Regions from separate parts of the Homo sapiens genome. Here region 1 is linked to region 2. Evidence: read pairs that join two places in POLR2A ChIA-PET (ENCODE). Cell type or tissue: Panc1. All regions are shown on one strand. Links, peaks and the distances in the headings refer to the core of each region. The heading gives the core; the rest is flanking DNA.

Evidence for each region. ChIA-PET counts read pairs that join two places held together with the same protein. Peaks named below come from ENCODE experiments on the same cell type or tissue, not always from the same donor. Only the 100,000 strongest peaks of a DNase experiment are listed, where the experiment ranks them.
Region 1: POLR2A ChIA-PET joins it to region 2 with 5 read pairs; 3 of 35 experiments call an interaction of 5 or more read pairs at or near these places.

Annotation. Positions count from the first base shown.
Region 1 is chr6:1,138,864-1,143,263 of GRCh38, reverse strand. No RefSeq gene overlaps it. Among named protein-coding and RNA genes, the nearest start is that of LINC01622, 40 kb to the right of the region's middle. In Panc1, for the core only: no CTCF peak of the experiment used is centred there; no DNase peak of the experiment used is centred there.
Region 2 is chr6:1,187,819-1,192,218 of GRCh38, reverse strand. No RefSeq gene overlaps it. Among named protein-coding and RNA genes, the nearest start is that of LINC01622, 89 kb to the right of the region's middle. In Panc1, for the core only: no CTCF peak of the experiment used is centred there; a DNase peak (open chromatin) is centred at 1,658.

The sequences.
Region 1 (4,400 bases), core at 200-4,199, 49 kb after region 2:
GAGCTGTCATCTGCTCTAATAACAGTGCCTTCTTCTGGAACCCCTCCTGAAGGACCTGCCTGAGGCTGTTTTACAGTTAACTTTTTTTTTTAATAAGCAGAAGTATACGTCAAGTAATGATAAAACATATAGTATAGCAAATATGTAAACCAGAAATATAGTTGTTTATTATCATTATCTAGTATGATATAGTGTACACGATTGTATGTGCTATACTGTTACGTGACTGGCAGGGCAGTGGGTTTGTTTACACCATCATTAGCCCAACCATGTGAGTGATGCACTGAGCTGCAATGTTACGATGGCTGTGGCTAGGCGATAGGAACTTTTCAGCTCCATTATAATCTTATGGGACCCCCATCCCTCCCTGACCAAAATGTCATGCAGCGAATGACTATATGTCATTTATAAACACAAAAATATACATCTCCTGGGAGTAGCTTCTGAAAACTTTTACTGTAGGGACGTACAATTTAAACAGTTAGGAGACAAATGCTTTAATGGATGTAGTTTGAAAAACACCGGTCTAAGGTGTCTCTGGTCTAATGCATCTGTCCTCTTTGTGCTGTGAGCAAGGTGGGAGATGACGTGCCTTGTTAAGTGCAGATACGAAGCTACCCTCAAGGACCAGATGGGAGCCCAGGCTCCTGACTTGCTCACCCGTGCCCTCAGCATCACACCTGGTGTCTGCCAGGCTCCCAAGCTCCGCAGGGATGGTGATTGAATACTTAGCGCCTTCAATTGGCACAATCCCCACCTGATTAACCCTCACCCACCAAGTCCTTTGAATTTTTCTTTCTACTCCTTCCCTTATAAACATCTTCCTATAACAAACAAATTTTCTTTTTTTCTCCCCCCAGATAGATTCATGGAAATAAAAAGTTTTTAAAAAGGACTAATCACTGACACGTACAAAAGGGAAGAATGAGCACACACAGGATTTAGGTGTGTCCCAGGGAAGAATGAGCACACACAGGATTTAGGTGTGTCCCAGGGAAGAATGAGCACACACAGGATTTAGGTGTGTCCCAGGGAAGAATGAGCACACACAGGATTTAGGTGTGTCCCAGGGAAGAATGAGCACACACAGGATTTAGGTGTGTCCCAGGGAAGAATGAGCACACACAGGATTTAGGTGTGTCCCAGGGAAGAATGAGCACACACAGGATTTAGGTGTGTCCCAGGGAAGAATGAGCACACACAGGATTTAGGTGTGTCCCAGGGAAGAATGAGCACACACAGGATTTAGGTGTGTCCCAGGGAAGAATGAGCACACACAGGATTTAGGTGTGTCCCAGGGAAGAATGAGCACACATAAGATTTAGGTGTGTCCCAGGGAAGAATGAGCACACACAGGATTTAGGTGTGTCCCAGGGAAGAATGAGCACACATAAGATTTAGGTGTGTCCCAGGGAAGAATGAGCACACATAAGATTTAGGTGTGTCCCAGGGAAGAATGAGCACACACAGGATTTAGGTGTGTCCCAGGGAAGAATGAGCACACACAGGATTTAGGTGTGTCCCATGTCAGGGATGAGGCTTTCTTGATTGTGAGTTTAGTCTTCAATGCTGACGGAAGCTGGATGCAGCTGCTTTGTGAAGAAAGGCTTTAACAGAGGGCCATATACCTATGTATGGGCCATATGCCTATGCCTTAAGTTCCGCTGTGGCAGCACTGTGCAAATTCAGACATGCTGTGTTTCCATTATAACTTACTTTGTAATTCAACACATTTTGTAATTCCCCTTTTAATTTCCTCTTTGACCCATGTGTCATTTAGTTTTTAAATGTTTGAAAATTTTCCAGATATCTTTTATTACTGATTTTTAATTTAATTGCATGGGGGTGAGAGAACACACTTTGTTTAACTTGAAATGCATTAAGATCTGTATTGTGGCCCAAAATATGGCTTATCTTGGTAAATGTGCTGTATGTATCAGGTTGGTGCAAAAGTAATTGAGGTTTTGCTATTACTTTCTTTTTTTTGGCAGGGATGGAGTTTTGCTCTCGTTGCCCAGGCTGGAGTGCAATGGCGTGATCTTGGCTCACTGCAACCTCTGCTTCCTGGGTTCAAGCAATCTCCTGCCTCAACCTCCCAAGTAGCTGGGATTACAGGTGTGTGCCACCACGCCTGGCTAATTTTGTATTTTTAGTAGAGACGGGGCTTCTCCGTGTTGGCCAGGCTGATCTCAAACTCCTGCCCTCAGGTGATTCACCCACCTTGGCCTCCCAAAGTGTTGGGATTACAGGCATGAGCCACTGCACCCAGCCCATGCCATTACTCTCAATGGCAATAACCACAATTACTTTTGCACCAAACTAATACTTGAGAAGAATGTGTATTCTGCTATTGTTGGATGGAATGACTTGTTAATTTAGATTAGCTCAGGTTGGTTGATAGTGTTGCTGAAATATTCTATATTTTTGATGCTATCCGATTTTTTTTTTGCCAATTATGAAGAGAAGGTTTTTGAAATCTCCAACTGTAATTACAAATTTCCCTGTTTTTCATCTCAGTTTCATTTTTTTTTTTTGCTTCATGTAGTTTTGCTTCATGTATTTCTTAAGGGGGTACACCTTTAAGATTAAGTCCTCCTGACTGATCAACCCCTCTATCATTACAAAATGACCTTAATTCTACCTGGAAATAGTCTTAGCTTTAAAATCTACTTTGTCTATTATTAAAATAGTAATTCTAGCTTTTTTGGCTAATGTTAGCATGGCACATCTTTTTCTATCTTTTTACTTTTAACCCACTTTTGTCTTGATTTTAAAGTATAGTTCTTATAGCCTGCATATAGTTTTGCCTTGTTCTCTTTTCTAGTCTGACAATATCTGCCTTTTAATAGGGCTACATAGAGACTTACTTTTAATGTAATTAATTTGGTTAGATTTACATCTATCATCTTGCTATTTGTTTCCTACTGATCTTTCTTCACTTTCCTTCTTTTTCTGTCTTTTTTAGATTATTATTTATGTTTCATTTTTATCTTTGTTTTTGGTTTACTAGTTCTAACTGCTTTGTTATTTTAGTGGTTGCTTTAGGATTCGTAGCATGCATCTTAACTTATCATAGTTTACCTTCGAGTGATATTATATCACTTCATGTGTGGTATAAGAACCTAACAACAATTTACTTCCATTACTTCTCTCCTGGCTTTTATTTTGCCATTGTTTTACATATATTATAAATCCAAAATATAGTGGAATTATTTTCATTTAGATTGTCAATTATCTTTTATGCAAACTTAAATAATGAAAAGATCTCATCCATTTGCCCATGTAGCTACCATTTCCAGTGCTCTGTGCTTCGTTTTGCAGGTCCCTGTTTTGATCTGGTGCCATTTTCCTTCTGTCTGAAGGACTTTGGCGAACATTTCTTCTGGTAAGGAAGTCTTTCAGCTTCTGTATGTCTGAAAACATCTTTATTTCACCTTGACTTCTAAAATATGTTTTTTTTGGCTAGGTGTAGAATTCTAGATTGACTATTGTTTTCTTTCAGTACTTTAAAGTGTTCCTTTGCTATCTTCTTGCTTGCATTTTTTCAGTGAGAATTCTGATATTATCCTTATCTGTGTTCCTCTGTATGTAATGTGTCTGTTTCGCTGGCTGCTCTTAAGACATTTTCTTTAGCACTGGCTTGAGCATTTTGATTACAGTATGCCCTGGTGTGGTTTTCTTTATATTTCTTGTGGCTAGTGTTGATTGAGTTCCTTAGATCTGTGGATTTATAGCTCTCACCAAATTTGGAAACGTTTTAACCATTTTTTCCTCAAATATTTTTCTGTCTAGACTCCAAGTATACATATCTTAGGCCACTTGAAGTGGTCCCAAAGCCCAGTGATACTCTTTTCAATTTCTTTTGTTTCTGTTTTCTCTGTGCCTATCATCTGAACAATTTATATTGCTACATCATCAATTAACTAATCTTTTCTCTTGCCATGTCTCATGTGTCATTACATTATAGTTAGCAAAACTATACTTTTTGTCTGTAGAAGTTCAATCTGGACTTTTTTATACGTTTCATTGATTTTTAAAATTAATTTTGGAACATTTAGAACATGATTATAATAACCGTTTTAATATCTTTGCCAATTCTAATATATGTCAGTTCTGGGTTGGTTTCAATTAATTGATTATTTACTCTATTAATAATTATGTTTTCCTGCTTTTGCATAGGTCTGTTAATCTTTGTTGGAAACTTTACTTTGTTGGGTGCTAAATATTCTTGTATTTACTTTTACTATTAGCAATTGGAAATAAGGCCCATCCACAATCTTCATCATTCACCTGTCCAAACTGCAGCATCAGCTCTAAGCATTTCTCATTATAGGTGGAGCCGATGGAAGCAACTGGTTAAGGAAAGAGCTTCTGTTGCTTCGGTGTTCTGTGTCTTTAAG
Region 2 (4,400 bases), core at 94-4,093:
TTATTATCCCTATTAATATAATAGAAGTCTGAAATTAAATGACCCCCCAAAGTCACATAGCTAGTGATAGGCAGACAGACTTGTTAGAAGCCCCGTATGTAGAATTTTAATCACTTGCCTGTCAAATTGTTCTAACTTCTCTCCTCCTGGTTTATTGTTCATCTTTTAATTTAGTTAGTGCTCCTTTCTATAGAGAGAATTTCTTTTTTTAAAATTTTATTATTATTACATTTTAAGTTTTAGAGAGAATTTCTAATTTTCTTACAGTTCTACATAGTGTCCTTTCCTTTATTATATCTTCTTTTGTGCATATGCTTAGAAACACTCCCTTGACAGGGATTGGATAGGTATTTAGTTATATTGCTTTCAATTCTTTCATTGGTAATTTTCAGTATGCCACTCTGTAATCTATTTGAAATTTATTTTGGTATATGATGTGAGTTAGGAATAGAGCCCTATACTAAAGAATCTATTTTCCTTTCTAATGTTAAAATCAAACTTTTATTATATGTGTAGCTATCATTTGTATAGAAACACATTTGTTTAGAAATGTATACATTTGTACACATTTGTATAGAAATGTGTATAGAAATATGGGTCTGATCTTCTACTTTATTCTGTTCAATTGATTGGTTATTTATTCTTACTCCAGGATCACGCCATCCTGACCTCTGCACCTTTCTAACATGTGCTGGTGTCTTAGCGGCATGCCTTCTCTTTCTTCGTTCATCAGAGTGCTCTTAGCTGCTCTTCCAGATGGTCTATAATCTGGGCTCACTTCAGAGTGGATTTCTCCCAAGGCCCCGCCTCATCCACTTATACGTATTCTCCTGCCCCATAAACAAACCACTTGGTGCTTGGTTGGCCGACCAGAATCCTTTGAGGTGTCTTTGGAGAGTTTTCTGACTTCTCATTCCTTGCCGATGCACCGTCCTGTGTAGGCTCCTCCCCGGCCCTACATGGCAGCCTGGCACCCAGGCCCTCTCAGTGTCTCTGGACACTGGCAGGCATGGCCGGGCTGAGCATCTTCAAGAGTGTTGTGGACAGGTTGTGTCGCACTTTCTTGGCATCTGCCATCAGCACTCAGCCTCAGCTTCTTCCCCAATTGTGGTTTTGGTTAATCCACCTGAGAGTCACCTTGGCCAGCATTTGGAACGGGAGGTAGCGACCTCCACACCAGCACAGATGGTATCCAGGCTATCTCAGAAATCCTCAGAGATGCCTGGAGCAACATTAAATTAGAGCTGAAAGGACCTTGGAGATAATAAATTCCAACCCCATCATTGTCCACATGAGGAAAATAAAACTTCCCTCAGAATCCCCACACCTGCCTCCTGCCCAAAGCTTTGATCCTCCTAACAGCCCCAGGTATTTATCGTGGAAGCCAGCACTGGCACCCAGGTGTTCTGGTTTCTAGCCCACAGTTGTGTCCTCAAGCCTTGCTTCCATCCTGACCTAAAGCTGTCACTGTCAATGGCAAGGGTTAAATGCATCCCATCCGCACATGGAAGAGATCGCTCCTGTGACTCCTGAAGCGTTTCCCCAGTTCAAGCACACAGCTTCAGGCTTACCCTGATTGAATCTTGGCCAGCTCACTCTCAACTAAGCCCCTGGTTCAGCCAGGCAGGAAATGACCTCATCAGGAGTGGATGAAAGGGAGCGTGACTGCTGAGCAGAGGAGATTGCTATGTGGCTGATGGTGCAAGACAGAGGCTTCCCAACAGGACAAACAGTTATTGGCTCTGGGAAACGATGTCAAATTCCCAATGACTCAAAGAGGGACAGATGTCTATATATCCATCCACAAACACTGAAAACCTTGGTTACTTTTTTCCTTCAAATTAGTTACTCACACTCCCCTTTCCTTATAGCATACCTTTCATTCCTTCTGAATGTAGAATGGTACAAGAGACAACTGATTTTCATCTAACTAGCCATTTGGGAAGATAATTAGAAAATAATGTTTGGGGAAGTAGCATATAGAATTAATTTTCGACATATGTTTACAGAGCATGAACTGTTTTATGTGCTTGGTGGATAAGTTCATGAACAAAATAAAGACCTCTACCCTTATGGATATATATTTTTTAAGAGATAGAGTCTCCCTCTATCACCCAGGTTGGAGTGCAGTGGTATGATCATAACTCACTGCAGCTTCAAATCCTAGGGATCAAGTGATTCTCCTGCCTCAGCCTCCTGAGTAGCTGGGATTGCAGGTGGGAGTCACTGTGCCTGGCTCCTCATGGAGTCATGATTTTTCTGATTTGATCTTGCTTGAGACATCTCCGTACCATTTCTGTGAGACCTGGTGGTATGAAATCGATAAGATTGTGCAGTTGGGCACTTCTCATCCATAACTGGTCATTGTATTCATATGTTCTCATGCTGCTATGAAGAAATACCCAAGTCTGGTAATTTATAAAGAAAAGAGGTTAATTGACACAGTTATGCCTGAGTAGAGAGGCCTCAGGAAACTTACAATCATGATAGGAGGCACCTCTTCACAGAGCAGCAGGAGAGAAAGAGTGCCAGCAGGGGAAATGCCAGACGCTTATAAAACCATCAGGTCTTGTGAGAACTCTGTCACTATCACGAGAACAGCATAGGGGAAACCACCCCCATGATTCAATTACCTCCCAGCAGGTCTCTCCCACGACTCGGGGGGATTATGGGGATTACAATTCAAGATGAGATTTGGGTGGGGACACAGCCAAACCATATCAGTCACTGTTGGTGATGCTTGGTTCTCTCCGGTGTCTCTGAGATTTATGATGAGCAATGGACAAATTGAACCAGGAGCAAGTGCAAGGCACATGTTCTTCAGAGCTTCACGGTCTACCTAGGACATCGTGGACCAGACTTCTCGACTGAAATGGAAAGGTTGTGCTGGTATTGCAGAAAGATTACAGATGAGGACCCCAAAAGCCCATCATAAAGTAAAATACCAAAAAGTCTTGTGTTTTATATTCAAATTTCCTGCAAATTAGGCATAGTCCTGTAAGTCATCCATACTTCAATATTAAAAACACTGGACTTGCTCTTAAAGTGAAAGAACATTTCTTAACACCCCTTCCCCTAAATCTTCAAGTGAAACTTGCTCTAAAAAGATGTTCTAGGTATATTGTATAGATTCTAATCTCCTGGTTTACCTGTGCTTATCTATAGAAGTAAAGCCTATTCTAATTAGAGAAGCATGGATGTCTGAATCTTTTACAAGACCAAATTCTGGGCACCAAAGTGAAGGGAGGTCTGGGTGAGAGTCATTATTCAACTTCGTCTGCTAGTTGTGTTGTCCCTGGTTCTGCCTGGGCCTGCATTCTCAGGATGTGTTCATCCTATAGGCAAAGGTGGAAGAAGCAAAAATTTAGAGCATTGAAGATAAATGAAATCCAATTATTTATCTTCTCAATATTCCAGCCTTCACTTACAACTTTTAGCTGTTAATTAGATATTTTACAAAAGTCTGTTTATTTTAAAGGCCCAAATGTTTGAAGACTATAAGGTCACTGTCAGTATATTTCTGGAGAAGAAATGTTTGTCTCTTGTCTTCAAGGTTGATGTTTATTAGTTTTCCCATCTAAAGACTAGGTCTGATGCCAACAAATCAGACTTTTTTTTCCTGCATCTATGATCAAGCACTTGAACATTTCCCCACGAATGTGGATGCGCCCTGGGTTAGAATTGTTTTCTGCTGTGAGCCAAGGCTGAGTTCCAGCTCTCATTTACCTGCAAGGAGGAGAGGGATGCAAAGGATCGTCAGTGGTGGAGAAGATGCCACTTTTTTGGCTGTTTTCCACAGCATTCAGATTCATATCTGAGTTCAACATGCTTTGTATGTTTTCCCCACATGCTGGGACAGGCCTGTTTTTAAAGACAAGGTTGAAGAGTGGAGAGAAGAGGCTTGTTTATGCACATGGTCATCAGTACAGCACAATCTGTCTCCAAAATGGGAAAGGTCCCCTCACTAGGGATGAGCTTCAGTTTTGGTCTGTCTCTGGATTCTCACCTACCTGATTTTCCACTCTTATCCCCCAATCTTGGGCCTGTCCTTTAACTGAAAGAAAGACACCCTTTTCTACCCTTTTGATGTTTCATCTGAATCCTTGGCAAAAGTATAGCTTATAATTTTTTAATTAAGATGCCTGTGTTTGAGAAGGTGGTGACAACTGAACTCCAGGCTCATCTGGTTTATCACATGCTCCAGGACAGGTTTGGGTCTGGGTTTCAATCAGGTCATAACATGAAGTCAGTATCTGTGATCATTGCATTATTCACAGGAGCAGAGGCTTGTGGAAATAAAGGGAGGCACTCCAGTCCCCAACACACCCAGTGTCTTTTCACTCTGTCATTGGACGGAAATTTCTCCCCACTGGATCGGGACTTGAAGATTTCGCGAGACT